Regions from separate parts of the Mus musculus genome. Here all the other regions are linked to region 2. A link is a loop called in an ENCODE intact Hi-C map of the cell type or tissue named here. Cell type or tissue: gastrocnemius. All regions are shown on one strand. Region 1 has its middle 13 kb from the start of Gas7. Region 2 overlaps Gas7 (growth arrest specific 7). Region 3 has its middle 31 kb from the start of Gas7. Region 4 has its middle 49 kb from the start of Gas7.

The links. Peaks named below come from ENCODE experiments on the same cell type or tissue, not always from the same donor. Only the 100,000 strongest peaks of a DNase experiment are listed, where the experiment ranks them.
Region 1: a loop joins it to region 2, with 12 times the contacts of the local background. A loop is called at or near these places in 6 of 42 quality-filtered maps.
Region 3: it touches region 2 in a loop (2.4-fold over the local background); 3 of 42 quality-filtered maps call a loop at or near these places.
Region 4: a loop joins it to region 2, with 2.3 times the contacts of the local background. A loop is called at or near these places in 19 of 42 quality-filtered maps.

The regions. Positions count from the first base shown.
Region 1 is chr11:67,569,911-67,577,910 of GRCm38, reverse strand. It overlaps a transcript of Gas7 not described here. Among named protein-coding and RNA genes, the nearest start is that of Gas7, 13 kb to the left of the region's middle. In gastrocnemius, a CTCF peak has its summit at 3,356 (motif pointing left); no DNase peak of the experiment used is centred here; H3K4me3 peaks cover 1,257 bases; H3K27ac peaks cover 5,582 bases.
Region 2 is chr11:67,643,751-67,651,750 of GRCm38, reverse strand. All of the region lies in intron 4 of Gas7 (growth arrest specific 7), which reads right to left. Among named protein-coding and RNA genes, the nearest start is that of Rcvrn, 48 kb to the left of the region's middle. In gastrocnemius, CTCF peaks have their summits at 1,225 (motif pointing right) and 3,790 (motif pointing right); DNase peaks (open chromatin) are centred at 2,559, 2,937 and 3,789.
Region 3 is chr11:67,551,132-67,559,131 of GRCm38, reverse strand. It overlaps a transcript of Gas7 not described here. Among named protein-coding and RNA genes, the nearest start is that of Gas7, 31 kb to the left of the region's middle. In gastrocnemius, no CTCF peak of the experiment used is centred here; DNase peaks (open chromatin) are centred at 2,608, 4,654, 5,180 and 6,524; H3K27ac peaks cover 614 bases.
Region 4 is chr11:67,533,167-67,541,166 of GRCm38, reverse strand. It overlaps a transcript of Gas7 not described here. Among named protein-coding and RNA genes, the nearest start is that of Gas7, 49 kb to the left of the region's middle. In gastrocnemius, CTCF peaks have their summits at 3,557 and 7,599 (motif pointing left); no DNase peak of the experiment used is centred here; H3K27ac peaks cover 1,452 bases.

The DNA of each region.
Region 1 (8,000 bases), 74 kb after region 2:
CCCAGCTCCCGCTCTCCAGCAAATCACAGAAAAAACAAACACTAGCGTTCCAATCACATTCTACTAATAGCATAAGCTTAGAAAACCCCATGTGAAACTGTCTTTTTCTCCCCAGCACATAATAATGAGAAAACAAGCCAGCATGGTGGCACAGGGTAGACCCAGCACTCAGAAAGCTGAGACCCTAAGGTCATGAGTCTGAGGCCGTCCTGGACTATGAATAGTAAATCTCTCTGTCCTCGAGAAGTTTCAGATTCAGTCAGAGGGCAGAAACTCTGACAGAAAAGGATTTGCTTTGCAATGCTTCCCACCACCTGTTAGGTCTCTGGATGAACCCATGCGAGCTTCCATCAGATGAGGGAACTGAGGCTCGCTTCATGGTGCTATCCAGACCAACCCAACAGGCTATGTGGAATGCCCCAGAGCAATACTGCCCAACCTTCCTGACACTGAGCAGGCTGACAGAAGGAGCAGGAGGAAAGACACAGAAATGACAAGACTGGAATTCAGCGGCACATCAGCATCTGACTCTCGTGGGTACAGGGACATCCCAAACAGCTGTTGGGCTGAGCCCTCTTGATTTTTTCCTTTTGCAAATCCTCATCCAACTATTTTTCAGCACCAAGACTCAAAGCTCTAGCCAGACAAGACAACCGGAAGACAGAGATTTCCAGCACAAGGTATGCACAGACCATTCCAGGACCTATAGACTATTATGCAAGGCCCTACCACCCTTCCTGAAATGACCCATGCAGGCATTTTTCTCCAAGGCGACAGAATGAATGAAGGGATGCAGGAATCAAAGTTCCCCATCTCCCATTTTCCCCCCTTGGATATCTTCAATCAATTCTACCGCCTGTACTTTGCCATGAGATCCTATGTTTGTTGCCGCTAGCTGCTGCACTGTTAGAGGCCAGGAAACTTGACATATACTAGCTTATTTGACTCCTATAGAAACCTTAGGGGAATTGCTTCTTATTTTCATTTCACAGTGTGCTTTCAACTTGGTGTTCTGTCTCCTGACCTAGTGTTGATTCCTCCTCACTCAAGGCTGCCTCTGAGTCTATGTATTGAACCTCTGCTACCTCCCAAGGTAAACACCCTAGTTTGAAGAGGAAGCCAGGCAGCCAGCTCCCTCATTATCCACTTGACCCAGGGAAGGCAATGGTGACTGCTAGTAGGAGCCTTGTTAACTGGGGAGAGGGGAAGCAGCAGGGGGAAGTGGATTGTTAAGTGGGTAAGTAAGAAAATAACAGCATATACATTCTCACCACAAAGAACTCTTACCAGCATCCAGGGGTGAACCCGGACTCCCAGAAGGCCACTGAGTGCTAAGTGGTTGCAAGCAGTTTTGCTTGGGACCTGACAACAAGGAGCTCTAACCGGTAGCTTCTACTCATTGACCAAAGCAAGAGGCAGAGGCAGAGGCAGAGGCAGCTAGAGACTAGGCTCCCACACTAACTCTCTAATCAGGGTAGCCTCCTCCCCTCTGCACTGAATTCTGCAAGCCTAGAAGGGGACTGTCTCCTGGGAGGTGTGCTCCACCCTGCTTAACTTCTCCAGTCATTGTTCCTCTGGTTTGAGTGACCTGGGATGAGCACTTGTCTGCCACTTCCTGGCACAAAAAGTGTTCTATTCAAATTGGTCTCCAAACACGGATGTGCATGAGAAATGCATGAGCCTGAGATGGAGCTGGGCGGACGGAATGCCTGCGTAGACATGAAGACTTAGGCTTAATTCTTAGAGCTCATAAACTGGGCATGGTAAAGCATAGTGATATCCATGTAGTCCCAGCACTCAGGAGGTAGGGACAGACAGAACAAGAAGTTCAAGTTGATCCCTAGTTCACAGGCGAGGATGGACTACATGAAGCCCTATGTGTATGGGGGGGGGGGAAGCAGGGTAGGAGGCAGGGGGCAGCAGGCAAGATAAATAGGCTTCTTCTTTCCAGACTCTGAACAATACTTGTCAACTTATCTGGCATGTTGACCTCATTTTTTTTCCTGGAATGGCCTGTGTACCAAAAACAAGGGTAGACGAGAAAGAAAAAATTCTAATAATCTAGAAGGTGGAGACTGCAGTGCCCATGTGACAGTCTATTTACAACGGGAGGGCTTTTAGATACTTAATCCCCACCCCAGTTCTCCAAAGCACACAGAAAAGAAATGGGCCGGGGAGACAAGGCCATTGGTGTCTGGGAGGCAAACTTCTCAAGGGCCTTGGGTACACCATTGGGAAAGGCTCACATAGACTGTCTACTGAAGCAATCAAAGCCCTTAGCCAGAGAGATGGCTGGTGATTGTGAAATCTTATCTGATTTTCCAGTATGAGACTTAAAATCAACCTGTGGTTGATGCTTGCCTAGATGTTATAAAGAGCTGACAGAGTACGAGGCAGAGGTGGTGCACACCTTTCGTCCCAGCACTTAGGAAGGAAGAGGCAACACAGATCTCTATAAGTTTGAAGCCAGCCTGGTCTACAGAGATAAGTCCAGAACGGCCAGGACTATACAAGGAAATCCTGTCTTGCAACCCCCCAACTTTACAAAAAATACTATCATATTTTCATCTAAAGACCTTCCAGCTCCTCTGAATGCTTGGCTACCCTTGATCAGCCTGATAATCCCACCTGGTCCTTCAGAATGAGACATGGTTCTCTAGCTGTGTTACTAGGGCTACACACTGCTGGGCCTATGGGAAGGCACCCAAGTAACTGTCTTTAAGGTAAGCTGGAGATGCCAATTGTGTTTGGTTTTTGTTGTTGTTGTTTGTTTGTTTTTTAAGTTGGAATATACTCCTAAGAGTTTTCATATTAGAGATTTAATACCCAACACAAGAATGTTGAGAGTTGGGACCTTTAAGTGCTAATTAGGTTGTGAGGGCCCAGCCTTCAGGAATAGATTAATGTTGCTATCAGGAGTGGGTTAGTTACCGCTTGTTAACAAAACAGGGCTGGCCTCTTCATATGTATCACTCTTAGAGATATTGCCTTTCTGCCTTCTGCTATGGGAGGACGCCCTAAGAAGTCTCGAAACAGAAGGTACTGCCATGGTTTTGGATTCCCCCAACCCACAACTATGTATCAAGTACATTTCTAGTCTTTGTAACTTACTTACTCTCTGCTGTATCAGAGAGACACAAAGCAGACTAAGACATCCAGCAGCATTACATCAATGAATCTACAGGTAGAAGTGTGGAATCCTCACTCTGTTGTCATCCAAAAAGGGATTGAGGGGCTGGCTGGATGGCTCAGCCGTTAAGAGCACATACTGCTCTTGCAGAGGATTTGAGTTCCATTCCTCGAACCCACATTAGGCGGCCCACAAATACTTGTAACTCATGCTCCTTGGGATCTGACACCCTCTTCTGGCCTCCAAGGGGCAACTGCAGTCAACTGCACAGTCCCATTATGGACAGGTGCCATCAATCCTTGCTGTGGATATGTGTGTGAAATATAAGACTATACATACTGGCCTCAAGAATGGTTATCGGCAGAGGTGGTGGGAACTTGAGGCAAATTGGAAAGCACACTGGAGATAGAGTCAGCTGCCGCATGTCAGAGCCCCACTGGACAGCAGGCTGGGTGTAACCGCAGTGTGCTCTCTCAGTTTTGAGAGAGAAGCTGAAATTCTGAATTTTTGTGTGTGAGAAGTGCTGATTTTAAGATGTTGGTGACCAGCTCAAAAGTATTTAAAAGAAACACTCTCTCTCTCTCTCTCTCTCTCTCTCTCTCTCTCTCTCTCTCTCTCTCTCTCTCTCTCTGTGTGTGTGTGTATATATGTGTGTGTGATGGGAAACAAAAATCAAAATTACAATAAAGTAGTAAATCTCACTATTCTGCCCTTGATTTTGCCCACTGGCCACCAGCTGTGCTTGCTGCTTTTATCTGTTGGCCATCTGCATACCCTGTCATTTGAAGATATGCTTTTGGTTTTAAAGAGCTGAGTACCACTTTCCTCAGGCTGCCCATGCAGGACCTCTTACCACTGATCCTAGTGGGTGCAGCTGAATGCTAGTTTCTGGGCTATCAGTGGGGCAGTTTCTAAGAACTGCACATATGTGACCAGCTTCCTGCCCAGCCCTGAGTCTTGCTCCCAAGCCTGGTCTAACCTTTCCCCTGTGGGAAGCACAGACACATTTTCTTGGGCCAAAGAGACCCTGGAAGATCTGTCCTGCTTTCAGCAAGGTAGGTGTGTGAGGATGCCAAAATAGGATAGGTGTACTAGCCTGGCATAGCAGCCTGTGTGAGGGCAGATGCATGAAATATGACAGTCACCATAAGACCAGAAAGTCACATGAGGGGAAAGAGAAAGCCAGCACTGGGGGACATAAGTCTAACGGGAGGGAGGTTGGATTGGACTCTCCCAGGAGGAATGGGGAATTGTCTCCTGCAGGCCTTAAGGACACAGGATGAGTGTTCCAGGGTCTAGAGTATCAGTGACAGAAATCTCCACGGGCTTGGGTCACAAGGTATCTTGCCTGAGGATATTGTCTGGAGCAGCCCTGGGGGACCTGGGCACTGCAGGTGTTATTATTCTTGCTTGCAGGGCTAAGAGAACAGACAACTATATTCCTATCACCAGACCAGCCATCTCCCAGCTGGGCAGCTTGACCCTGTTTGTGCTTCTACACAGGCTTCTCCAAATGGTGCTGCACATGGATCCTACCCAAGCTTGCCCTTCTCCCTCCTGGGGAGCCAGAGTTTCACTGGAAAGGGAATCCACAGCCATTTTGGAGGGATCCTGGGCTCATTTTGGTCACTCTTCCACTTAAGGCCAGCAGCATCCAAACTTTTGTTTCTTTTGAAAGTGCTAAGTGACAAAAAATTCATATTTCCCTTCATGAACTAAAATATACACTGACTCTTGCTATGCACAAGTACAAGGACATTTTGTTTTTCAGGCTAGACACTGACTAACAGGCAACATGTGGCTTGGGACTCAAGGCTCAAGATTCACTGATCCCCAGATACAATCTCCCTTTATTGAATTATTTTCCTTGAGAGCTAGGTGGGGTAGTGACCTCATCAGGACTGTGACCAGCACTTGGGAGACAGAGACAGGAGAAATGTAGATTCCAGTCTGACTTATATTTTGAAATACTGTAAGAAAGAAAGGGGGAGAGAGGGGAAGGGAGATACAGGGAGGGAAAGGAGGAGGGAGATGGGAAGGGAATATAGGGGTGAGATTGCAGGCAGGGTGCAGTAGCATGCACCTGAAGCTCTTCCATGTATTCAGTGGGCTAAGGCAGGAAGATCACTTAAGTTCTAGAGTATAAGAGCAGCCTGAGCAAAATGAGAGCCAATCTCACACAAAGCAACGGAAGCTCTTCCATGTATTCAGTGGGCTGAGGCAGGAAGATCACTTAAGTTCTAGAGTATAAGAGCAGCCTGAGCAAAATGAGAGCCAATCTCACACAAAGCAACGGAACGAATGGGATCGATGTCTTCAGACCTAGACCTTTGAGATATTTGCTTGTGTCTGATATTATGGGACAGGGCACCAAAAGGCGATACTCTAGCCGTGCCACTGCCCTGTGTGCTGCATCATACTAAAGAGAGAGGAGATCCAAGGAGAGCTCTGGCTCAGCCAGTATCCTCCCATGTCAGCTACTGGAGAATAGGATTGCAGCCTGACACTTGTGGATGCCTGAGGTTTGCAAAGCATGCTGTCCTCAGACCCGTCACACATCCCAATTACATCCTAGCTCTGTCCTCCATGGGGTCACCCCTACTGTGACCCAACTCACTGAAAAGCCATGGGAAGATGTTCAACACTTTCTGTGTGTCCCTAGGGAAATGAAGCCTCAGAAAAATTTGTCCATGGCAAAACTGTCCCACGTAGAAAGTGCATGAATCCATATAAATACAAGTTTTCTGCACTTGAACTTCATGCCTTGTCTCAAAGGCTGTCTTCTGGATCTCATTATACAACCGTGTGCTCATTATGTTTCCCCAAGTCGAGCAGAGAAAGGCATATTCCTGACTGTATTTCCCTTTTGCAGCTCCCCTGACTGATGTGTGCGCTCCATACGCTGCCCTGACCTCAGGGCAGAAAGCTCACAATGTGACTCTGAAGAATCAGAGGGTCCGCACAGAACTCCGACTTTCCTGCCCCACTTGCTGTGTGACCTGTGCCGGAACATGTCACCTCTCTATTCTCTCAAATGGGGGAATGATACCAGTTGCTTCCCAACAATCTTTTCAGGCTTCCCCTGAGTACTCCACCGCACCAGTGAGAGCCTCGAAAGACTGGCCACATGATGGAATGAAGAAATAAAAAGAAGATTCAAATCAGAGAATGGAAATAAATCCATAGAAGCCAGTAACACTTCCATCTCAGGTACCTATCCTATCTGAGTGACTTCCTTTGCGTTTTGGAACCTTGGTCACCGTGCAACCCAGACTTCCTAAAGTCATAAGGACCAGAGAAAGCAGAGAATCACCAAAGTCCATCCGAAACAGAGTCCACTCCTAGCTCCGGTCAGCAGCTGTACCTGCTCCTCCTAGCCTGGGGCATCTGTTTGAAGAATGACTGAAGAAGTGCCAGGATTCCCACTCACCTCAATCCAGCAGTCGGTCCTCATACACATCTGACAGGCTGGTCATTTTCTGCCACAGTCCCCATAGCCACGATTTCCCCGTGGCATCCGCTAATTCAGTGTGCAAAGCAGCATTTATATATAGAAAGTTGCAACCACGCAGGTTAGCATTAAAATAGAGCCTTTGACGTTGCCATGGCAACCAAACAAATGATATTCAAAATGAAAGAGAAGTATTCTGCAATCGGAAAAGCATGTCCACAGCCTTCCAGGACAGCTGGGCTCCTTCCCTCGAGAGGGGTGGGACAGCCTCCAGAGAAGAATTCTGTTCTTAGGAATCTCCTTCTCCATTAAGTCACCCACTCTGGTGTCAGCTGAGGCCTTGCTGGCTGCACAGGTTCCTTCCTAAAGCCAGCTCCCACCTGGGGTAGACAGACAGACCTGAAGCCAAGCAGCGAGGCTGCTTAAGTATCTCGCCCAGGTATATCAGACTGCAAATTCTCAGTCCATTAAGCTCCATAGAGAAGAAGCCTGTGTGTTATTACTCAGGATGCTTCTAGAAACAAAGGTGCCCTTCTGCCGCTGTCTGCCTTAAGCAGAATCAAGAGGCCACCTGCCAGCTGAATGACATTTGTCAAGATACTCTATCCCCTGGAACCTCCAGTTTAAAATATTAAGTGTGTACATAGTAGAGGGGAGCAACCTACAGCCTTCTACCCCTGATTCTGGGATGTGTATCTTTCCCTCTTGTTTAATATTCCTCTTGGACATAACGGAAGCCCCACTGAAACACAGAAGTTCTTGGTTCCTACACTTCAAGCATGGGTCATGGGATGACCTCCCACCGTTTAAGCCGCCCAACCACTGAGAATGCATACCGCCTCCAGATAGAAGGGTCCTAGGTGAAGCCGGTGCCTTGACAGGTCTCTGAGACTTTTTGAGACTCATTCTGAAGTCAAGTGTGATCTGGAAAGGCTTGAATAAAGAAGATTGTTGGTTCCAAGGGTTGATGCAGGTTACAGAGTACCAGGAACCGTACTGGAGGCTAATGGGAGTTGCTTTGGTCTTGCCTTTGAAAGAAACAGTGGAACCCCAGACCTTTTTTGCATCTCAACCATAGGCCTCATGCTGACTGAACACAGTCTCCACATGCTAAGAAGCTGGGTCAAAGGTCACACAGTGTGCTGTTCCATTCATGTGACATTCTCAGATAAAGCCAAGAGGTTGGGGAAGGTGCCAGGGCTTTAGATGGTGGAGGTATGTATGAAAAAGGCATGCAGAAAGAAAAAAAAATAGGTAAGATCTTACTATGTAGCCTTGGCTGACCTAGAATTTGATATATAGACTAGGCTGGCCTGAAGCTTTCAGGAGGGACATTTTGGAAGTGATGGAGTTTCTACATCCTGGCTATTGGGGTAGCTATATGAATCTATATGTGTTAAAATTTTTTAGGACTATATG
Region 2 (8,000 bases):
AGAAAACTCCCATCCTTAGCTCTCTTGCTGAAAAGTAGTCTCGAGGAGCATCCATTTCAGGGATGACTAACTTTGAGATGAAGGCCGTGGAACTGACTTCTTGGAACCTCAGGTTTTCCATCTGTAAAATGGACCGTTCTTACACTGCTCCAGTCAGTCCCAGGCCTGAGCGGCTGGCTGGAGACTTCACTGGAGGCACACTGACCTGACCAGCTTTCAGTCACTTTATCCAGTCACCTGTGCTTGTAGTAACTCCTCTGCCACCCTGACATGCTGTGGACCGACCTCAAGCTTGTGACCAACAATATCTTCTATATGTATTTCTAATCCACCGCTGTATCCAGCTGGCCTGGCCTGTACCCTTCCAAGCTACCATTGCCCTTCAGGGACATTCACTAGAAGTGCCCAGTACAGACGACAAGCAGAGGATGCACAACAAGAGCCCTGGGTGGCAGCTATCAAGAAGGAGCGGGAACAAGAGTCTCTCTGTGGTTCTTCCACACAGAGACACTGACCAAGCCCATACCTGCCAAGAAAGGGGCAGACCTGCCTCAGGGTTAGATTCTCTTCTTTGCAAGTCTCCCCGTCAGGGACCAATATTACACTGTTACTCTCCTTGTGTGCCTGATGTAGCCCAGGATTGGTGGTGGGCAGGAAGGGGACCAGTGGCGTTGGCCGGAGTCTATCTATGGCTGCTGTTGCTACCGTGGGTATAAAGGACCAGAAGGCAAGAAACCCTAGAGGAGTCACCCTCTGCTGGGGGGGGGGGGGTTGTTTGTTACTCTTCACCGATAGGAATGCAGAGTCCTAGAAACAGCTAATTCCAAAGACAGAGCGTCAGAGTCCTTTCTGTACCAGCAGGTGCAAGAGAACTCAAATACTGATGGAAATATGACAAAAGGTCAAAGGAACTGGTCTAAGATGACCCCCATAGTCCTCATGGGGGACCGCCTGAGCTCAATAGTAATAATGACCACAAGGGAGTCACTCCACAGCGGTCAGAGGGAACACACCATTCCGGGAGGATACCCATGACAATCTACATAGAGTTTACCACTCGGAAATCCCAGTGTCAAAGGGACTTCGGTTGTGATCCTCACTGATACTCAAGGCACAGAGTGGTTATGGTCAGGAGGCAGGACAGTCACAGTGTCACACTGGTGTCCCCTGGGCTACCCATCCATCAGAAAGGGAAACAAATGAAAAAAATCTGTAGTTATTACAGTGACCCAGGGCCTCCCCAACAGGGGGCAGACCTGCGACTGTGTGCCTCCCTGGAGATGCAACAGCCAGCAAGCAGCCAGCTCACCCCATACAGAACGCCTGTCAAACGACAAGCCTAGGTCCAAGCATGAGAAAGCAAACAGACTAAGAATGTAGGTTGGCCTACAAGACAAGGAACGACCTGGAGTCTTCAAAACAAGCTAGAAGTCAGTGTGAGGGCAGGCAAAAGAAAAGCCATGGGGCATCAGCCTAGACAAAGAGACTGGAGCAGACAAGGTGACAAAAGCGCCCGGCTCCTGGTATACAAGTCAGCAGTGGGAATCAAAGTTGAGCACACTCAACAGAGACATCAAAAACATCGGAGAGAAAGCAGTCAGCCAGTAAGAACTGCATAGAGCCGACCTGCTTGTAGATAAAGCACCATTTAAAAAAAAAGTCTGGAGTCAGAAAGTAGGCTAGTAGCAGCCCATGGCTTTGGGGGAGGCCTAGAGGGATGTGAATTCTCTACAATCCATTGTGATGCAAGATGCACACAAGGAGCACTCTAAAAACAACCAAGAATGCTTGGTGAGCACCACCCCCACTTCCCTCTTCCCTCCCTCCCCCTCCCTCTCTTTGCTTCCTGGGGATTGGATGTTGATCACTCCCCTTATAACCTACTGAGCTGTAGTCCCAGACTGTATTTTAAATGATGGAAGTGTATAATAATTAGTTGCATCTCAACACATGAGATGATGAGGTAGATAGACAGTCAGACAGACAAAGGAAGGAGAGAGAGAGAGAGAGAGAGAGAGAGAGAGAGAGAGAGAGAGAGAGAGGTGGACGGACAGACAATGATAGACAGGGCTAAAGAGGCAAAGTAATCAACGTTTTCATATCAAAAACTTGAATGGCTCTTGACCTGGGGAGAAAAGCTGGTATAAAAGGCATTTGGGGGACCATTAAAGAATTAGAATCTAGAATGCACATGATAGATAATATTATTGGACTTGTGTTTTTTTGGGGTACTGTAATGGTACTCTGATACCTTTTCCACTTGGTTTACAATTAGAAATACTTATATTTAGGGCATTAGTAACCTATGGTCTTAGGAGCTGAGGCAGTGCTCAGTACCAAAGTTACAGTTATGAAGTAGCAACAAAAATAAATGTGTGTTTGGGGGTTCCCAAGACCATTGGAAATATGTACTTTCCGAGGGTCACAACCCACAGGTTGGGAACCACTGATTTAGATCCATAAGTCAGGAGTTTTGCTGTAGGTACAGGTGGGGATGTCGAGGCAGGATGAGACCATTCATGAACCAACACTGGCCTAATGCCAGCGCTCACTGAAATGAGATGCTAGGTCCGTGGGTCCCTGTCACAGAAAGCCCTTGACTTTTGTAAGTTGACACAGTCCTACAACAGACACGTTTACATTTTGCCCTTTGCATATAATTCTGGAGAATTTTTTTTTCCTTCTGGATCCAGAGCTCACTACATAGCCCAGGCTATCCTTGGAGCAGAGACTCCATGCTCCTCCTGATCTGTGTACTGCTTGCCTAGTTCTCCTCCCGTTTGGCTGAACTGCTACTCCCACATCCTGGCTGTATCCCAGCATCTCTGCTGCCACAAAGAACACACACTACTGGCTAAGCTGTGAGCAACTCCATGACACGCAGGCGAGCAGCCCCTCCCCAGGGATCTCTTGAATCCTAGAGGAATAGGAAAAACCCTCTTCAGTTCCCAGCGCTGTTGGCACAAAACCGGGCTCCTTGTGATGGGCCATGCAGACCCCTCCTGCCGCATCTTTTGCCCTCCCACACCTGCCAATTCAGTAAGTCACAGCATGACACACACTTGATGTCTGTGGGTTCTTGGAAAGCTTCACCCTCCTTCTTGCCTCTAGGCATCTACATGCTGTGCCCTGGAAGACTGTTCACTAGCCCCCCCCCCCCATCTTTTTGTTAACCAACCCTCTGTGTAGCCTCTTCCACTCCTCCAGCCTAGCATCTTTTTTTTTTTTTTTTGGTTTTTCGAGACAGGGTTTCTCTGGATAGCCCTGGCTTTCCTGGAACTCACTCTGTGGACCAGGCTGGCCTTGAACTCAGAAATCCTCTGCCTCCCGAGAGTTCTTACCACTGATACAATTAAACAACTGTTTACCCATTGTCCTCCCCAGCTAGGGCTGAGCCTTTCCATACCTCAGAGCCTAGCAAAGACCTAAATACACGATGATTGGGTGTGCGTTACTAAAGCCAGGGGCCTGGGGAGGAACTGCAGAGACACAGCCTCTCAGCTCTTTCTCCACTTAAACTACCTTCTTCAACACACTCTGTAGGAGCCCCAGTGTCCCATCTTTCCTTTTGTGTCTTTTGGGGTAGTCAGGAAGCCAGACTGATGGAAGGATGGATTACAAAAAAGCCCAAGTAATGGTGGGCAGGAAGAGAAGGTGCAATCTAAGATCTGTTTCTTCTAAGGCTATTGGCCTTTGACTCCCGGGCTATCTCCCAACCAGGAAGGTGCCCTTTATCCAGGACACAGGCAGCAGCCGCCTTGATGTCTGCAGTACTGAAGTTTTCCACTGGGAGGCACCAGACCACCACCACCAGTGCCCATCCACCCAGCTCTCAAAAGACTGGGCAATGGAAAAAGCAGGACGCTCAGTCTGATAGGGACATTAGGTGTGCCTGCCCCTTCCTGCTACCTGTATGCCTTCCCATTTGCCCTCTCAAAGAGAGCGAAATCAATAAGGCTCTTCGCAAATCTGGGCTTGGCCATTGTGGCCTCAAATCCCACCTCTTCGATGGTTACGTGGCCCTTCATTCACTCATATTTAATCATTGTTCACAGGCACACACATGCTAGTGACCAAACCCTGAGCCTTGAACACACTAGGTAATTACTCCGCCGCTGAGCCACGTCTCAGTCTTAAGATATTATCAAGAACAATCGTGAGTTATGATTGGCAGCCCGGGATGGAGAGTAAATCTCCCTGTGTATTGAAGAATGCTGTGTGTGCTCAGGCATTGCCTGGGCCCTGCTGCCTTTTAAGGGAGACTCTCTCAACCTATTCATGGTTAGCTGGTAGAGCACTTTTGATAATTAGCCTCAGCAGTTCACACACTGGGCTTAAAAACCAGCGGCTTCCTCTTCAAATGTTGTCTGTTCATAGCCTGAAAGAATCCTAACGGATCTACTTTACAGTTCCGGATGCAGCGGGCAGATGCAGATTTACCTTTGCCACGTACCACACTGTTGACTTTTGTTTCTCTGAGGAGGTCTTACTTCAGGGTTATCATCCAAAACGAATGTTATGCTAACCTGCCTGTGTGTTGTAGCCACTGTCTACCAACCTGGGGCTCAGAGCTGGCCTTCCCTGGAAACCCAGTACCACACATCCCTTATCAACTATGTGTGTTCATGTGCGTGTATTGGTTTGTGTGCATGCATGTGTACATGTATGTATGTGTATGTGTGTATGATGTATGTATGTATGTGGTGTGTAGCATCTGTGTGTGGTATGTGCATGTATAGTGTTTTATGTATGTGGTGTATATGTGGTGTGTATATGTGTGTGGTGTGTGTGTAGTGTTTTTATGTGGTGTGTGTGGTGTATGTATGTGGTGTATATATGTGGTATGTGTGGTGTATGTACGTGGTATGTATGGTGTGTGGTATATGTATATAGTGTATATGTGTGGTATGTGTGATGTGTGTGTGTGTGGTATGTGATATGTGGTGTGTATGTGTGGTGTGTATGTGTGTGTGTATGTGGTGTGTAATATGTGTGTAGTGTGTGTGGTGTTGTGTGTGTGTGTATGTGTAGTGTGTGTGGTGTTGTGTGTGTGGGGTGTGTGTGTGTGGTATGATATGTGTGGTGTGTGTGTGTAGTATGTGTGGAGTTGTGTGTGTGTGTATGTGTGTGTGTGTGTGATATATCTATGCACACGCATATATGTGAGCACACACAAGGTGTGGCAGAGGTCAGTCCCAATCACTCTCTTCTTCATTCCCGAGACAGCGTCTGCCATTGCCCTAGAGTTCACCACGGGCACTACGCTGGCTGACCAGTGTAGCCCGCTGATCCTCCTGTCTCCACTTCCCCAGCTCTGGGACTACAGATCACCACCATGGCCTGACTTCTATGTGGGGGCTGGAAATTGGACCCGGGGCCTCAGGCTTGTGCAATCAGCACTTCATAGCCTAAGCTATCTCTCCAGCAGCCGCATCCTATTTTCTTAAATAAAAAAGTATATCTGTCTTTTATAGAAAGTGAAATGTGTTGATTTTTAGAAAACTTGAAGAAAGTAAAATTACTTTCAGTCTCTGATCATGCTTTTACAACCTTAACGAGATTCATATTTTCAAACTAGGTAATTCCTTGTTGTAGGAGCCATTCTGCATTGCACAACAGTGGGTGACATCCCTTGCATCTTCCACATGCACCAACATCCCCTCTTTGGTGGTAACACTCAAAATCAGAGATGCCACCAAATGTCTCCAATGCAGAAACTCAGTCTGAGGTGCAGCTAGGTCACCACAGATGATCTGGTCATCTTTCTTCTCATAAACACAGCTTTCTTTCTTCTAAATAAAACTGAATACCCTATATTTGCACACACGCACACACACACATGCATACACACACATATACACGCAAGCACAAACACATGCAAACACATGCACACACACATTGCACACACATGCATACACACACATAAATGGATGCTCATACCTGTGGATGCTCTCTCTCTCTCTCTCTCTCTCTCTCTCTCTCTCTCTCTCACACACACACACACACACACACACACATGCATGAGTACAGGTGTTCATGGAAGTGAGCAGAGGGTGTCATCCCTTGGAGCTAGAGTTCTGGCTGTTGTGAGCTGCCTGATGTGGGTGCTTGGAATTGAACTTGTGAGACCCCAGCTTAAAGTGTTTCTCCCAGGAAGGTAAAGCCCCTGGACGTTCCCCAAGCTTGTCTTCCCTGATCTCTAAAAATACAGCCAGAAAGAAACTCTTTGTTCTCTATAGCCAGCAAAAAGCCTTTTTGTTTCTATACTTTACAACCAGGGATGCCTGCCTTCCTGTGCCGAGGACACAGAGATAAAAATTCAGAAAGAACTCACTCCCCACTCCTGCCTTGTAAATTTCACCAAGGACACCTGGAAGAGAAGAACTTTCCTCCCGACTCCTCCCACCTCTTCCCAACTCCTTCCAACTCTCCTCCCAACTCCTCCCAATTCCTCAGCTAGCTGTTAAAAGCCCCCAACTGTCACCACTTGGGGTCGAACTCCCCTGCCCTGCATGGCTAGCTGATAATAAAACCTCTTGCAGTTTGCATCAGGTGTGGTTTTCTCTCGGGTCACTGGGGTGCTGGCCAGCTCATCCCGGGACTTGAGCGGAGGCCCAGCTTCGGGGGTCTTACAAACTCACATCCTCGGGAAGAACAGTATACTCTTAACCCTTGGGCCCTATCTTCAGCTCTCCCATGTGATTTAAGTTAGAAGCATTTTCTTAGTCATTACATTTTCTTCGGGAGGATGCTTTTTTAATGGCTGTGTATGTAATATCACCAACTGGCTAGATGCCCAGCACTGGAAGGCATTTTACCCACCCTTTGTTGTTGGATGGTTAGATCAGTCCATTGTTCTGGAGGTACAAATCATGCTTGTATGAATGACCTTACATGTAAGTCAGAATCCCTGAGTATATTCCAAGAACAGATACAATAGGAGACATTCCTCTGTCCAAGGCATACAGCACTCTGATAAATCAGCTTCCGGATTCTAAGCTGCCCCGGCAGCAAGCATGCTTTAAATGGCTGAGTGGGAGCTTCACAGTACTCCTGACCACCAGGGCAGTCACATTCCAGTGGGAAGGAAAGAATGGGGAGCTGTTTCCAGTGTCCTTCCTCATGGTGCTGGGGAGGCAGCATGGCTTTGCTGTTGTTCAATGGCAGCTCTGCGTAGCGTTAACTAAGCCTTGATCCCCACTCTCCAGACATGGTCTCCAGTAGCAGCACCACTGGCATCTGGGTGCTGGCTGGGAATGCACCCCGCTCATGAGAGGTAGGAGACTTCAAAGACCTGTCTCTCGCAGAGCCTCAAGGTCTCCACCACAGTTTACTGAGCCTGAGTCCAACCAATGCTTGGTCCTCTGAGAGGACAACTTACTAAGTTTCCAAACTCAACAGCCTTGGCTGCATTGGAGTGGGTGTCATACCTTAGCTGATGGCACTCACAGAGCTCAGGGTCTTTCCCTCAGCAATATTAACACCATGGTCATCAGTCATCACCATCACCATCAGCTATCCCTGTAGGCTGGCAATGTTGATACCAAAGAAAGTATGACAGGGCATAAAATGGAGGCTTCCTTAAGAAGCTCTTCTTAATACTCTGTGAGGAGAACACCTCAATACATACATGGTCTCGATCTCTCTCTCTCTCTCTCTCTCTCTCTCTCTCTCTCTCTCTCTCACACACACACACACACACACACACACACACACACACACACTTAGATGTAGCATCTTGCAGATAAGGAAAACGATGGACATTTCAGTGGGTCCACCACGACCCTTGACTCAATCTGATGAGCTTGCTCTGTGGTCCCATGCTCTGGACACCCATCTCATGATGTCACACGAAACAGCAGTTTGTCAATTTTAAAATAAATTCCCAGCTGGGAGTGGTGGTGCATGCCTGTGATCCCAGCCCTTGGGAGCTGGAGGCAGGAGGATCAAAAACTAGGGGCAACCTAGGTTACATAAGACCCTGTCACAAAAATGATTTT
Region 3 (8,000 bases), 93 kb after region 2:
TGTGTCATCATCCCTAGTGTACCAAGCAAGGCTTCCCAGAGCTGGCAGTTGATATAAAAAACAAAAGGCGGCATTCCTGCCTGGGGACCAGAGTGACAGCAGGCTAGAGGGAGTTGAAGTGAGACAAGGAAATGGGATTTTGATTGTGTGGATAACGTGTGGGGGAGCCGGAGATCAAAGACAAGTGCATGTGAATCGCAGAGCCCAGAGCTTCCCAGGATGCAACGTGTCCTGACAGGCTGTGTGGCTCAGCCTGAGAAACAGGAAAACTCACAAGGGGTGGTCACTGTATAGCCACCTGAGGAGTGAGTCCCACCCCACAGCCCCAGGCAGAGCTCGAGAAAGCCTCATATTCTTGCTAATATGAAGTTTTAGAAACAGGGGATACCCTACTCTGGCCAATGCAGGTCTGGGTGCTAGTTATACTCTACCCTAGAAGTCAAAAAACTTAAATTTTAACTTATTCTCCCCACCCCAACCCCCACTGAGTGCTAGGGGGAGACTCGAAGTACAAATGACAGCCTGTAGCTGTTGTATAAAGCACAGCCAGAGAGCCACCACTGAGCCTCTACTAAAGGTAACGTTCAGACCCCTCCAGCCTCCTCTATCACCAGATCTACATTCTAAAAAGTACAACACAGTAAGTAAGCTATGAGCACATTGATGTTTGAGAAACACTAGTGCCAAGCATATGGGCTATTCTACCAATGCAATCAGAAGTGCTGATAGAATTTGTAACAGCCACACAGACAGCTGCAGGGCTCAGAGGCACTTCTGAGTGAGATGTCTCATGCCGACACTCTTCCCCAGCTGAATTCAAGGCTGCGTGTACTTCTCCCAATCCCTGACTCATTGATCAACCCAGACATTCAACTGCCTCCTTGGAGCAGGTCAGCCTCGCCGAGCAGCATTTCGGAAATTATTGACATGTCTGTTTATATTTATGCATCATGCTTACTGAAACATTTACTGTGTCAGGTGCCTAGAACCCACAGACAAGTGGCCCAGTAAAGGGATGTGCCTTCTTGCAGGAGGAAAAGACAGCAAATGGGTAGTCACAGATTCATGGTGGGTAGTCACAGATGCATGATGGGTAGTCACAGGTGCATGATGGGTAGTCACAGGTGCATGATGGGTAGTCACAGGTGTATGAGGGACTTGTGCAATGAGTACTCAGTATAGGGTGCCAAGGGAACATCCATCCATTCAGGTCTTCTTCAAAGGGCTGCTGCCCAAGAGCCACCCTAAAGACCTGCTTCCTCCTAACTAGACTTTCCTCTGCATTCTGTTCCTTCTGCCTTGCCTTAACTTTGTTATATTGACTATATCTTATTTCCTATCTCCCTCCACAAACCTGGCATTTATAGAGTCCATTTATATTATGTAAGTGGTTACACTGACATTTTAAACATGGACACTTGACTTCAAGCACAGTATTAATCAATAGCTCTTTTTTTTCCTTCGGAATAATACAAATTCCCAGCATGCTTTGCCTTTGATCTTTCTCCACTTTCTGGGTATTGCAGGAATGGGGTACAGATGCTATTTTTTTCAACAAGTCCCAGAACTGTCAGTGTGTTACTGTTGATGACTTTCCAGAAAAATAAAAACATCCAAATTGACTCAAGAGAAAATAGAAACCCTGCAAAAAATCGATAACCTTCAAAGGAATTGATCCAGGGGTCAAATATCTAAGTTGAAAACCTTAATAGTCCTGTGTTGTTTTCCTGTTAAGTTTTCACAAATGTTTAAGGAACAGACAATGGCGAACAGTCTTGCCCAGAAATCAAGACGAAAACATTCAACTCCATTTATAACACCCGACAGCAACTTTAGACAACTTCAAAGGAAAATAACACGGGAGAAGAAATTTAAAAGCCTGCCTCCTAACCCCACTTAGCATGTTAAGTGTAAAAATTTGAAATAAGCACTAGCAAATTCTAGACACGCAGAAGTGTGAAAACATCAGAAAACTCATCAAACTCAACACATTAAAGGATTATAAAAATAATATGCACAGGCTGGGCCACTGAGATGTCTCAGCAGCTACCGGTGCTTGCTGTACAAGCCTGAGAGCCAGAGTTCAATGGTGGAACCCATGGAAAGATGGAGCAAGAACTGACTCCACAAAGTTGTCCTCTGACCTCCACAGGCACGCATAGAACACATACGCATACACATACCGCCTACCCCCAACACAATAATAATAAATACAAATAGTCATTTTAAAATACATGCTAAAATCCAAGAACACAATAAATACAAAATGCAAGTCCTTTAATGAGACAGTAATTTTTTGCCCCAGAATCCCTGCTACTAGGCCAGTAGCTTAATGGGCCACACACAGCTTGGTAACTATGTAAGTCTGCCAGCCTTTCTAAATCATTCAGGGTAGCCTGACTTCTTTGCTTCTCTCTCTCTCTCTCTCTCTCTCTCTCTCTCTCTCTCTCTCTCAAGTGTACTTTGCCCCACACTCTGGGCTTCCTTACTCTTTCTTTAAGGCTTTCCTCCCCCACCAAGTGGCTCCTTGTCCACCGTGAGTCTGACCTCTGCGCTGGCTCAGACAGCATGGCCCATTCCCTTCCCCTCTCCATTCTCCTTCAGTAGCTGCCAAGTCTCACAGCTTGCCTGCCCTGGGTAGGCACATGCACAAGCTAACTAACCTACATGCAGAATGAACACCGGATCTGGCAGAAGGAGTCAGTACCCCTATGAGATGAAAGCTCCCCACAGGTTAGGAACAGAAGGGAATTTCTTTGGACTCATAAATCATAACCACAATATACTTCACACTTAATGGAAAACACTAGGTGCTTTTCTGTTAAAATCAAGAATAAAAAGGCTATTCATGACCATCGATTTTTAAATACTGTATAGAAACAACCGAGAAAAACAGAAATACGAAATAAAAAAGATTACAAAGGGAGAGACTGCTGACATCCCCCTGCAATATAATTGTCTGCCTCCAAGATCCCAGAAATCATGCAAACAGTCAGAAGTAATGGGGCAGTTCAGGGTGTATTAATAGAAACTATCAGCGTTCCTATGAACCAGCAACAATCAAAAGACATAATAAATACTTAGGGTTCAAATGCTTGAATGGAAGCAGATTGTCTAGTTCTGTGTTTTCCTGAAACTCAATTAGAAGGACTTGAAAAGAATTAGATACACAGCCACAAAGAGGAAAATAAGATAAGACAAGAGTTGACAATGTTATAGAATACATAAAGCATTAGATGGCAGAACACAAGTGGGATGAGGAGGAGAAAGCGGAACCCTGTACACTGCAGGGGAGGACGAGAGAAATGAGCTTGTTTTTAAATATGAAAACTCAGAAAGGCCATGGAAGGCTCACAGGCATGGATCATGTGGAGGTAAGACCCCTTCTAACCCTGGAAGCCAGTGACCTGCCCTCCCCCGGTGTCAGGAAGGAGTCTAGAGCTCCTGTCTCGGGGGTATCCAGAGCTCAGATTGAAATATGGCGTTTAGGAACTGTCCACGGTTGCAGGTTCAGAACAGATGCGTTTCCTTTGAAGAAATCTACAGCGGAGCAATGCTTTTAAAATGGCAGAAAACCAAGGAAACAGAAGAGGTGTGACCCCCAAAACAAGACAGAGAAGCAAAGAAAACTGGGGGACAGTTCAGAGGAATATCTCAAGATGACAGCTGTCATTCAGACCAGCCCTGGTAAAGACTGACATGGGCTGGCAGTGCCTGGGAAAAATTGAAAGGTGGGCTGAAACATCTGGGAAGGAACAAGGGACAGAAGGAACTCCCCCAGATGTGCTCATCGTTATTTATTCTTCTCTTCTTTGTTGGATTTTGTTTGCTTTGTTTTTTAAATCAAAGGAGCAGAGGCCCAGAAGAAATCCAGTTACAAGAGGATCCCTCTACAGTGAAAATTCACCAGACTCTGCTATAACCAAACATCACCATCATGCTGCCTACCAGTAGTGAACGGGATTATACCTGGGGAAGGTGTACGTGATGATAGGAAAGGCCATGTCTAAACTTCTATAAGTGTGTAGCTAAGACTACTCAACTCTTGGTGAATGGGAAGCAGACAGGAGGTATTGACAGGGTAAGATACAGCTCCCAAGATATCCCTCTGTGACTGACTACCTCCAGATAGGCCTCCCTTCCTAAAGTTTGCAGAAATTCCCAAAATAGTACTGTTGACCAGAGAGTAAGCCTTTAACAACAAACCTGTGGGGGGTATTTCATATTCAAACCATAGTATTCTGTCCCAGGGCCTTAAAAACCTCACGTCCAATCTCATGCAAAATGCATTCAGTTCATCTCCCTGAGTCCCCATAGCCTCAAATTCTAGCATTGGACAAAAGCCAAGTTCAAAGTTTCCTGTGAGACTTAAGGCAAATTACTAATGGTAAGTGCCTGTAACATAAAATAAAATAAAATAGTTGCACCCTTAAACAGTGGCACGGAGAAGATGATCCCATTCTAAAAAGGGAAGCGGATATCATCAAGGAAGGACCGGACCAAGGCTAGGCTGGAACCTACAGGATGAACAGTAACGTCTGGGAGTCCATGTTGAGCATCCAGTGCAGGGTGACATGAGATGAGCTCTGTCCATCAGGTTCACTCAGATCCAACCACACAGCTTTGCCTGGAACAGCCCACATGGCTTCGCTTTGGAGCTGGCAGCTTTCCTTGGCAGACACCCCCACATTACTCACATCACCGACATCTTGGGGTCTCTGCTGCAGCTTAAACTTCCCTTCACATAGCTCATGTGATGCATACATGAGCTATATATGCAGATCAAATGTGTGCATTTATACACACACACAGACACACAGACACACGCACACACACACACACACACACACACACACACACACACACACACAGAGTGAATAAGAATGAAATATAAGGGAGAAATCTACATATACAAAAAAGTCACAATGAAATGCACTATGGTCATTTTAAAAACTTAGTTTTAAAAAAACTGAGTGAGAGAGTTTAAGGGAAGGACCTATTTGCTCAGTTTGAGTTTCAGTCTATCATGGTAGGAAGGTGTGGCAGGGCAGAGCAAGGCAGTTCCCATTGCAGGCAGCCAGGAAGAAGAGGAAGACAACACCCGTGTTCAATGGCCCTCCTGGTGTTTCTCTTTCATTGCACCTGGGCCCTCAACACATTAGATGGCACCGCCCCACAGTCGGGGCCATCTTTCTCCTCAGTTGCTCTCCTACATGCCAGCTTCCTCTGGAGATGCCCTCACAGACAGGCCTAAGGATGCCTTGCAATCAAGCTTAACCATCAGGCCAATGAAATCAGGGAACACAGTGCCAGTCAGGTATGACAGTGTACATTCTCAGGAGGCAGAAGCAGGTAAGCTCACCCACAAGTTAAAGCTGGCAGGGTATACACAGTAAATTGCGGGCCAGCTAGATGGTCTCAACAAGATGGTCTCAAAAATAAACAAACAAGCAAAATACAGCTTCTATCACAATACCAATTCAACGTCTATCACAAAACGTGTCCCTAGAACAAGGATCTAGTCCTAGAATTCAGTGGAAAGAGTGGGGGTCATGACTACCCAGAAACAACTGAGAAGAATTGGGGACCTGTTCCTTCAGAGAATTCTAATAACACCGTGATAATGAAAACAAGGAGCAGTTGGCATGCAAACAGCCCCACCCCTCCAGGCAGAACACCAAGCTCAGGAGTACACCACAGATATGTGAGAAATACAGCAAAGTGCCTGTCACATCAGTGAGAAGGGCCTGGGGTAGGGCTCAGTAGTGGAACATTTGCCTACAAAGCCTCAGTTCAATCCCCAGTACCCAATTTCCCCCAAAGAACTATATCCATGAAGAGAGAAGAAATGTTTTTCAGTAATAAAGGAATGATAGTCTTTGTTTTTTTTTTGTTTGTCTGTTATTGAGGCAGGGGTCTGTTTAGGAAGCCCTGGCTGTCCTGACACTCGCTCTGTAGACCAGGCTAGCTTGAATTCACAGAGATCTGCCTGCCTCTGTCTCCCAAGTGTTGGGATTAAAGCCATGCACCTCAGATCAAACATTCTTACTTAATCAGGAAACGAGTGTGAATACGATTATGTCTATGCCATGTGGCAAACAACCATCCAAGAAATTACACAGAGATCCAAGATCTGTCACATACCAAACACTGACTTTTTTTTGTAAAAATATGTACCATAATATGATCTAGGGAGAAGAAAGGACATAAAAAGCAAAAAGTGTAGGTGAGTAAACTTGGTTCTATTACAGTGGAAATTTTCATGGCAAAAACACCACAGTGGAGAATGCTTGATAAAGCAAGAATTGAAAGCTAGCATGATAGGTAAGTTGGGCTGTGTGGGTATGGGAGGCTGAGGGGAGGGAACATATACTTGAGGTAGCGGCATATGAAGCGTCCCCAACCTTATTAGCAATGAAGGACAGGCAAATGTAACTAAGGCAATCCCATCGTGCAGCTCTGCCAGCCATCAGATGGCAGAAACCAGCCTGATGAGCTTGGCTAGGGAAGTGGAAACGCTGGCGCTCCATGGGTGGCAGCATATATTTTTGGAACCTCTCTGAAACGGCTTGGCACTATCTAGCAAAGTCCAGATGTACATCTCCAAAGGACATGCTCCTTCTAGGTACCAGCCCCAGAGGTATGGGCACAGGAGTCTACGAGGAGACTAGTGTAGGATAAACATTCAAAGGCCCACCGATAGGAAGGTGCCTGTTGGAGAACTCTGCAGTGGGTAAAACAAACTAGGTCTACTTGTATCAACACGGATAAAGCCCAGAATGGGGAAAGGGGGCAAATCACAAAAGTATAAACACAGAATGGAAGATTTCATGGAGGCTTCAAAACACACATGACATTGCTTAATATTGTTTTGAATGTATACATGCTAATGAGAATTGAAAACACTCATGGAAAAGGCGTATCGACCACAGAACAGTGGTCACGTCCAGGAGAACGAGGGAGAAATGGAACAGAGCAGGAGGAGCAGCAGGGGTCTTTGATGCCAACTCCTGCATTATTTCTGAATGGCATTTGGCAGGGCTAGCAACCCGCTGCATCCAGAAAAGGTGCTGATTGCATGGAAAATGTCCAGCATCATCCATCTTTAGGACAACGCAAGTCCAAATTCACTAAAATGAGCTGGGGGTGGGGGGAATCTGTCTTAGCGTGGGTGAGAAGGTATCATAAGTAAAAGTTTTTATTTGGCCACATGTGTCCAGCACATTGAGTGGGGGAGGGCAGATACTCTTCAAAACCATTTTCGCCATTTCTCACAAAGTTAACTTTTTATACTTACTGTGTCATTAGCAGTCACATGCCAAGGTATTTGTGGAAGAGGAGCTCAACTCTGTCTGATAGACGGGTACACAAACGTCCATAGAGGATTTATTCATAATAGCTAAAATCTATAAAGAACCTAAGTATTCATCAATTGGCAAACATAACCAGTCTGAAGTAAATTCAACTAATGGGACTCTACTTAGAATTAAAAAAAAATTACCAACAATAGGAAATTCTCAGAATCAATTTTAGACATCATCTAGTACAAAAGACTCTAAACTCAATTACATGACCCATTTCTATGAAATTCGAGAACAGACAAATGTAATCTTTAGGCAAAAAAGTGACCTGGGAGACAGGTAGGAACAGAAGAGGTAAAAATGACTGCAAATGAGAACTTGGGAAAGCATCTGACATGAGCAAGTCACTCAGGACTCAGCCAGAAGAGGGCTGAAAACATTCAGGAAATAAGTTGCATTTGTATTGAACACGTAGACTTTGGTAATTATTCCCTGAACGCTACAGTGCCACAATGATTTATGTAGCACTTATGCTACATTCTCTGTAAATATTCCCTGGGTGGTTTAGACTAGACTGGCGGATGTGCCTAAGTTATATGAAGATATGATACTGTTTTGTTTAAGGGACTGGAGCATTATCGGATGTTAGAACCCTGGGGGAGCCCAACCAGTTCCCTGTGGTACTGAGGGATGGCTGTC
Region 4 (8,000 bases), 110 kb after region 2:
GAAGAACCCACCAGAGGCTTCACCTTCTTTCCTTCCTTCCTTCCTTCCTTCCTTCCTTCCTTCCTTCCTTCCTTCCTTCCTCCCTCCCTCCCTCCCTCCCTCCCTCCCTCCCTCCCTCCTTCCCTCCCTCCCGCCCTCCCTTCCTTCTTTCACCCCAGCTCTTCTCAGCCAGACAGAAGGCTATTTTCTAAACAGAGAACAAGAGCTGAATGTGGGCCCCCAACTACAAGGCCCTGAGTTCCATGCTCAGCACAAGGCAATGAAAGCATGTTTTCAGGGATTTTCCAAATCCCCCTTGGACATCTCTGTGCCCCTGCTCCTCCTGGTCTCAGGGCCTGGGCTGCTTTCCCTCACCAGTCTCTGGGAATGCCACACTTCTTTCTGGACCAACACCTTCTGTTCTATGATGTTTCTATTATTGCCCCAATTTTTGATCCCCTAAAACATTCCAGATACCCCCGACCCTGGTTAAATATCCCTCAGCAAAGCTGCACACAACAATGGCAGACCAAGTAGCTGATGGTCATCTCTTTAGACTCAGAGTATCTGTGTATTACTGTGCAACACTGTGTATTACTTTGCCTATCTGTTGTTGTTATAAAACACTTACCAAAACCAACTTAGGGGATTTATTTCAGCTTATAGTTTAGAGTCCAACATTGGGGAAAGTCATAGCAGAAACTCACAGAAAGAACCTGGAGGCAGGAATTCAAGTGGATACTGGGGAAAAACTGTTTTCCAGATTGTTTTTCATGGCTCACTTAGCTTGTTTTTTTTTTTTTTTTAAATACAACCCCAGGACCAGCTGTCTAGGTTTGGCACAGCCCACAGTGTGCCAAGATCTTCCATATTGACCATTAATCCAGAAGACACTCTACAGATTTACCTACAGGCCAATCTGATGAAGGCTTTTTCTTGACTGAGGTTCCCTCTTCTCAGATGACTAAAGCTTGTGTCAAGTTGTCAAAAACAAACAAACAAACAAACAAACAAACAACCTAGCCATCACAGGAAGTCATTCAATGAGCACTTTTCTAAAGACCACTTATATTCATCTGTAGACGGGCATCTCCCTGTGTTACCCTGGCTAAGTAGAATAGTAGGTCTAAGAGATGCTATCTCAGTTTTGCATTTTGTGAACTGAAAATCGAAGAAAGATGGGACATCAGAGGTACCTGTCCCTCTTCTCAGTCACTGGGGGCCTTGCCAGGTACAGGCCTCACACATCCACCCCTCACTCCACCCCCCAGACAGAGAAGGAGGAGAAACTTGGAGGATGCAGTACCGGCAGCTCAACTCCGAAATCCAGGGCAAGCAGAACAGACTTGATGTGTCTCATCAGCTAGGTGACACTGAACAAGTGTCCACTCCAGGCTGCCAGTATGCGTCCAAGACAACCCACTCCTGTCTCATTCTCCTCCCCATACCCCAGTTCCCTTCCAGAAGGACTTGTCTCTCAGAAGTTTACCAGCCCATAGGCTCAGAACTCTCAGCACTGAATTGAACCCATGACTTCTCTTGAATCTCCAGACAAGCATACCAGGGCACCCCTGGCAGCTCCTGACCATAAGCCAAGGGTGGGACTTAATAGACATTGGGACCTCTTTGTTCTAAGAGGACTCGGGGTGCTAACAAACTCTTGGGCTCTTGGCTGTGCGGATTCACTTCATGCTGTCCCTGCCTTCCTTTCTTCATCCAAGTGAAAACCTGCTTCTTGTTGCTATTTTGGCTGGTCCTTTAGTTGATCATTTGTTGGGTTGATCAATCAGCTGGCTTCTCGAAACAGACTCTATGTAGTCCAGGCTGGACTCAAATTCAACTTGAAGTCCCTTGGCATCATCCTGAAGAACTCTCGAGGTGGCTTCCTCAACTCAGATGAGATGATTTAGCTAACCACGCAGAAGTGTGGTTGCCTTTGTCTTCATTCTGTGACTTTTGCCTAGATGTTGACTCTACACTCACCACAGAGAATGAGCCTCACAGGAGAAAGTGCAGTGATGAGGAGGACTAGGGTGGTCTAGGAACCAAGCAGAAAGGATCCTTCCTTTGCTAATAGTGAACCAGAGCTTCTCATCCCAGTGGCTGAGGTGGCAGAGGAAGGTTGTACCTTAGGCATAACAGTAGATCTGCTCAGGGCTTTGGAAGCTGGGCACAGCCCCAGCACCAGACACTGCCTTCTGAATATAACTAAAATCCTGACCCAAGAGACAAAGTGGTGGCTACGGGCACGGGAGCGAGGAATACCTGCCTGATACTCACTTTAACCAGTTCCAGGACCTTCTCCAAGTTCCATCTTCTCATTTTGTGGAACAGCCAGCAGGATTGTGTGAATCATCAGAACGTGCAAAGAGCAGAGACACACCCTTCCAGCTCCTCTCTTAGCCACGCCCTTGCTTACCAAATACAGCTGGGTCCACTGGCCCAGTGCAGATCTGGAGTGCATACATGCTGGAGTGCATTCCTAGGGATCTCAAGAAAGGGTTCCATATGGCCCTCCTGGGCTCCCAGAATAAATGCTGAAGCAAGCAGCTTCAGCTGAAAACACTCCACGTAGGCAGGGACTTGCAAACCTTTCTACTAGCTGGTGTAAAGCTTAAAGATGGTCACAGTATTAAGAGATGTGAGGTGTCTTTCCAGTATTAAGAGATGTCTTTCCAGTGTTCTGACGTGGCTGAGGCAGAGGTCAGCTTCCTATCCTTGCACTGGAATTTCTGAAGTAAGGAGTGAAATGCGTCTTTTTAAGACCCTCTATGCAATTGACAGAGATAAGTAGTACAATGGGAAAGAACTTCATGCCAGGTGGAGCAGAGCCAGTCAGAACAATGCTAACACATCTACAGGCAGGGCCCTTCGTGTAAAAGGAAGCAAAATCCCCATCACTTTGCAAGATTAGTTGCCCTGGGTCACCACTTCAGTGTACCAGTCCCTGGTGCTCTCTGAAAATTCTACCTTCCCAAAGTTACACTCTTGCCAACCTAATGCATCCTCAAACAGTAAGTTAAATTACTTCCAAATGCAGAGGGACCAAGTCAGCCTTCATTTCCCACTTCAAGGTATATAATGGGTACAGTTAAGGGACAGGCATCTCTATTTTCCTGCTGAATCTCAAAAATGTTGTAGCTCTTTTGTCTAGCTCCTTAGTACCAACTCCTTCATTCTGTCTCTCTCTCTCTCCATCTACCCAGGAATGAAAAGAGAGGCAGGAAATAAAAGAGGTGAAATCCATCTCTTCCTTTCCATGTGGAGAGTTCTAAAGACTTAGGAAAGGGAAATGGGAACTTTGGGTTAAAAAAAGACTTGATGGATTTATTCACATTTAACAGGGAGTTGAAATGAGCAATGACTATGGTTCCTTTCAACACTGACTGTTTGTAGTTGATATGTCTAGCCCAACTTGCTATTATCCTACTTATCACAGAAGCTTAAAGCCTAATGCTATCTACCCAAAAGAATGGTCAATAGTTGCCTGCCTGGGTTTCCTTGCCATCATTCTCCCTTCTTAATGTCTTTGTATGGATATGTGTTCAAGTAGTGTCCCACAGTTAAACACTGGCTCCTACTGGTCAACTTGAAGCTTCTGCCTCCATATCTCAAGACTTCTCCATGTACTTCTGCTATGCTAACCACACCACTTCCTCTTTCTGACTGAGGGCCAGATGGATCTCTCATATCTCATTCCACTAATGGCTGAAAATCGAGGATTTCATCCCTACCATATCTCACGAGTGCCCATAGTCCTTTCTCTGGAGTCAATGGACGCTGATTTTTTTCAATGGGTGTTACCCACGGTCTTTTTCTCATTCTGTGAGAGAAGGGGGCTGTTCATCATTTGAAAGTTGCTGAGTGATTTTCCTTTTTGAAAAATATTGCTGTCACCTCTGAAATCATTATGAAGAGGTTACTAAGCTAGAGAATGGAGCTGGTGCCAAGGAAGGTAAAGCCAGGCTGAAGAGATGGTGCAGTCGATGGATCACCGGCTGTACAAGCATTGTGAACAGAACTTGGAGCCCCAGAATCCATGTCCACGCTGAGCAGACTTACAGTCACCTGCAATCCCAGCACTAGGGAGGAAGAGACAGGGGGTCCCACAACAAACTGGCTACCTCCAGTATCCAAATGGTGAAGCTCTGAGTTCACAAAGAGACCTTGCCTCAAAAATTCAAGTGGAGGGAGGGTACCTGAGGAAGATGCCCAATGTCAATCTCTAAACTCCAGAGACACATGTGTACACATGTACATTTGTACACATACACTCACACACATGTGAAATGAACGTACAAGTCTACCAAACACATATACTCAAGAAAAAAAGCTTGGAGATGAAAACTTTTCTTCTCCTGTAGTTATTTATTATTACATAATAAATAGGCCCCAAATGTGGTCCTTTAAAATAATAATTGTTTTGCTTTAGTTTCTGGACACTGGTTTCCTGGGTCCAGTTTTTTAAAACCTTGAGCTTCACTCAGACTCTCTCACAGGCCCCACATGAGGACTCTGGTCTCAAGCACAGTCATTGGCTTATCACAGAACTAAGCATAGCAGGGAACCTGGCTCCCTGCCATACAAGCATCTCACAGCATGGTAAATAGTGTCCCTCAGGATGGGTTTGCAAAGAGCAAGTTCAAAGTCAAGGTCGTCCTGTGGCCTATTCTCATGTGACAGTCCACTGCTTCTGTAACTAGAAAGGAGTCATCAAGAACAAGGGAATGGAACTAGACAGAGAAATGAACACCAGGAGACAGGTTTCCCTGGGGGAGTTCTGTGAGGTCACATAACACAACTCCATGAGCATCAAAGCCTCCAGACACAAACCTGCTGGCTTTTCATTTATGAGAGCCAATTAAACACTCTACCTCACACATTTTTGCTTTTGCTGCTGAGCCAAGTGCCAGCAGATACACCACACCTTCTGTGCACTGTCACACTGACTCTCCCAGATTCCTCCTCACATTTCCTGAAAGGATGCTTTACTCTTGACCTTTAGGCTATCATGAGTTTTGACAACTGGATGGGCCTATTGTCTAAGCAGGGCTCTCAGTATTTTCAGTCTTCTTGCTCTTGACCCAGTTGGGTGGCTTAAGTTGCTTCAACTTCTGATAGCCTTTATTGAATCTTTCTAGGAAGACCAGTACTGACAGAAACATCTGAGTAACCACCTTCCCTCATGGAGTGTATACTTAGGGTAGACCAGATGTCCCAAGAAACTCTGGCTTTGGGTACAATGAGGTCACTTCAAAGTTTGTAAAGGGCACACTGCTCTTGCCAAGTGGCTTGGCATTTCTTTTGTTGGTCTATGAAAGATTAAGCAACTCGAATGGCCTTCAACTGTTCATTTTGAGTGACTCAAATGGTTTATACAGACCAGAGCCCACACATCACTGGGTAACCCTGCCTCCACCTCATCTTTGCAACCTCCTCCCATGGTCATTCCCTTGACCTGGTATTTTGCACAGGTGCTTCTCATGCTTGAGTTAATATCAGAATGACCAGGGGAGCTTTGAAAAAGTAGAACACCACCCACACTAAATTAATTCAGAATCTCAATTACCATTGAAATATCCAGGCTCCAGGTTTTATTTATTTGCTATTGTTCTGTTTCAGTTGTGTTTTCCATTTACGCTCCCCAGCTATGTCTGAGAGGAGACATGTGACTAGAAGGCCGCAATCTCAAATAGACAGCATTTCTCCTCACTCTACACGTCAATGCAATGGGCAAGTTCTGAGGTAAATGGTCAATTCCAGGTGGGAAATGGTATGTCTTCCTAAGCTTCCCCATTGATGAAGTACTGTGGAATCTTGATGCTCAGAGTGGGGTCCAGAGCTCAGCAGGCTCACCTCAGGAAATGCCTGTTAATCAATCCCCCAGTGATGCATTTGCATACTGAAGTTGGAGACTAGTTCAATCAGCCCAGTCCCCTATTAGGGTCACCCAGTGGGTTTGTTTTCCGTATTTAAAAACAATCACGTATTTCTCTGATGATGGCGTTGCCTCACACTTCAGTTACAAAGACGGGAGCCATCATCGGAGTGACTGCTCCTTAACCACCCACACAAATTCCATCCTACCCACATCATGCACACACACATCCCGGGAAAGAAAATGCAGTCTACCAACAAAAGCACCCTACCTGCTCTCCCAATCAGCCTACAACGCCCATACTTCAAAACAGTCTACCTGTCACCACCAAGCTTTCAGATCCTGCCTTATTCTTTAGTTTTTCAATAGCAAACATTTTTCACTGACAATATTATGAGCCAGTCATAATTTCCACTTCCTTATCTCCAAGTCTCTCTTACAGAGTCCCCAAAAACTCTCCTTTATGCCACCAATGGCTTTCATGTCCTCAAAAACCAAAGGGTACTTGCTTTTCCTACAGTCATGGACTGGACCAGTCAGTAGCATTCAGTGTTCCCCTCAGATTGGACACCATGACTTCTGGCCTCCACAGTGTCTTTCTAGATCTTTCCTCTAGGCTCAATCTTTTTTTTTTTTTTTTTTCGAAACAGGGTTTCTGTAGACCAGGCTGGCCTCAAACTCAAAAATCTGCCTGCCTCTGCCTCCCAAGTTCTGGGATTAAAGGCGTGTACCACCACTGCCCGGCTGCCCTAGGCTCAATCTTAATGGTCATAGTATCCCTGGCCTCTCTTCTCCTTTTCTACAGACTTACTTTCTTTGGTGACCTGACCCTGACTCATAATTTAACACCTTTTCAATTCCCTGATGATCCTAAACTCTAATCCCAAGTCTTTCCCATGGTTACCTGGCTTTTTGTCATCCCTACATTGATGCTCAGGGGAAATCTAACAAATCCAACAAGAAACTTGTTCTCTTCGCTTACTGTGGCACGGTTGGTAGAGGGCTCGCTTACCATGTATCAGCCATGGTGGACCACACTTGTAATTGCAGCACTTGGGAGGTAGGAGAGGGAGTATCAGAAGTTCAAGGTCAACCTGAGACACACAGAACCCACACAAAAGCTTAGCAGTGATAATCAGCTGTCACCCAAGCCCTGGCTGACTGAGATAGACAAATCCCTGGAGTATGGGCCTTAGCCAGTTCAGCTGAATTGGTGAGGTCCAGGTTGCAAGTGACTGAGGAAGATACCCAGTGTTGACCTTTGGCCTACACAAGCCCATGCATGTGCATGCACACACACACCTATGCACACATACTTGCACACACACATACACAGAGAGAGAGAGACAGAGAGACAGAGAGACAGAGAGACAAAGAGAATGAGAGCACCATGCAGAGTGACACATGAGTATCAATGGGTATAAATCAGGAATTAATTCAGCTCAGGAATTCAAGGTCAGCCTGGACAATGTAGACCCATCACCATAAACAAACAAACAACTAAACAAATGTCACACATACACACACACACACACACATACACACACACACACACACACACACACACACACATGAGATTATACCAACTCTCTAAAGAAAACTATCTGAAGGCTTTGCACAACTCTTTTTTTTTTTAATTCATATTATGAGACTGGAGAGAGAGCTCAGCAGTTAAGAGCACTGGTCTCCAGCACCCACACCGTGACTCACAACCATCCTAAACCCACGGAGTCCAGTGCCCTCTTCTGGCCTTCTTGGCACCAGACGTGCATGTGAAACATATACAAACATACAGGAAAAAAAAACACCCATACACTTAATATAAAAATAATAAGTAAATCTTTTAAACTTCACATTATCTAGCATCATGCACAAAGCAATGGGGAGTGACCTCATCTCTTGCTTCCCTGACTTTCTCGCCAGGTGCTGGCCAATGTTCATGTGCAGCTGCCAACGGTTACAATTAAGTTGTTTCAAGCTCAAATAAAATAGAAGAATCGTTTCCTCTGCCTTACTGCCCACCCTGCCAATACCTCACAGTCACGTGTGGCCAGTAGCTGCACAAGGCACCAGGCAGTTAGAGAACACTCTCATCACTGCAGAAAGTTCTATCAGACCCTTCGGTCCCTGCTGTCCTCAGACA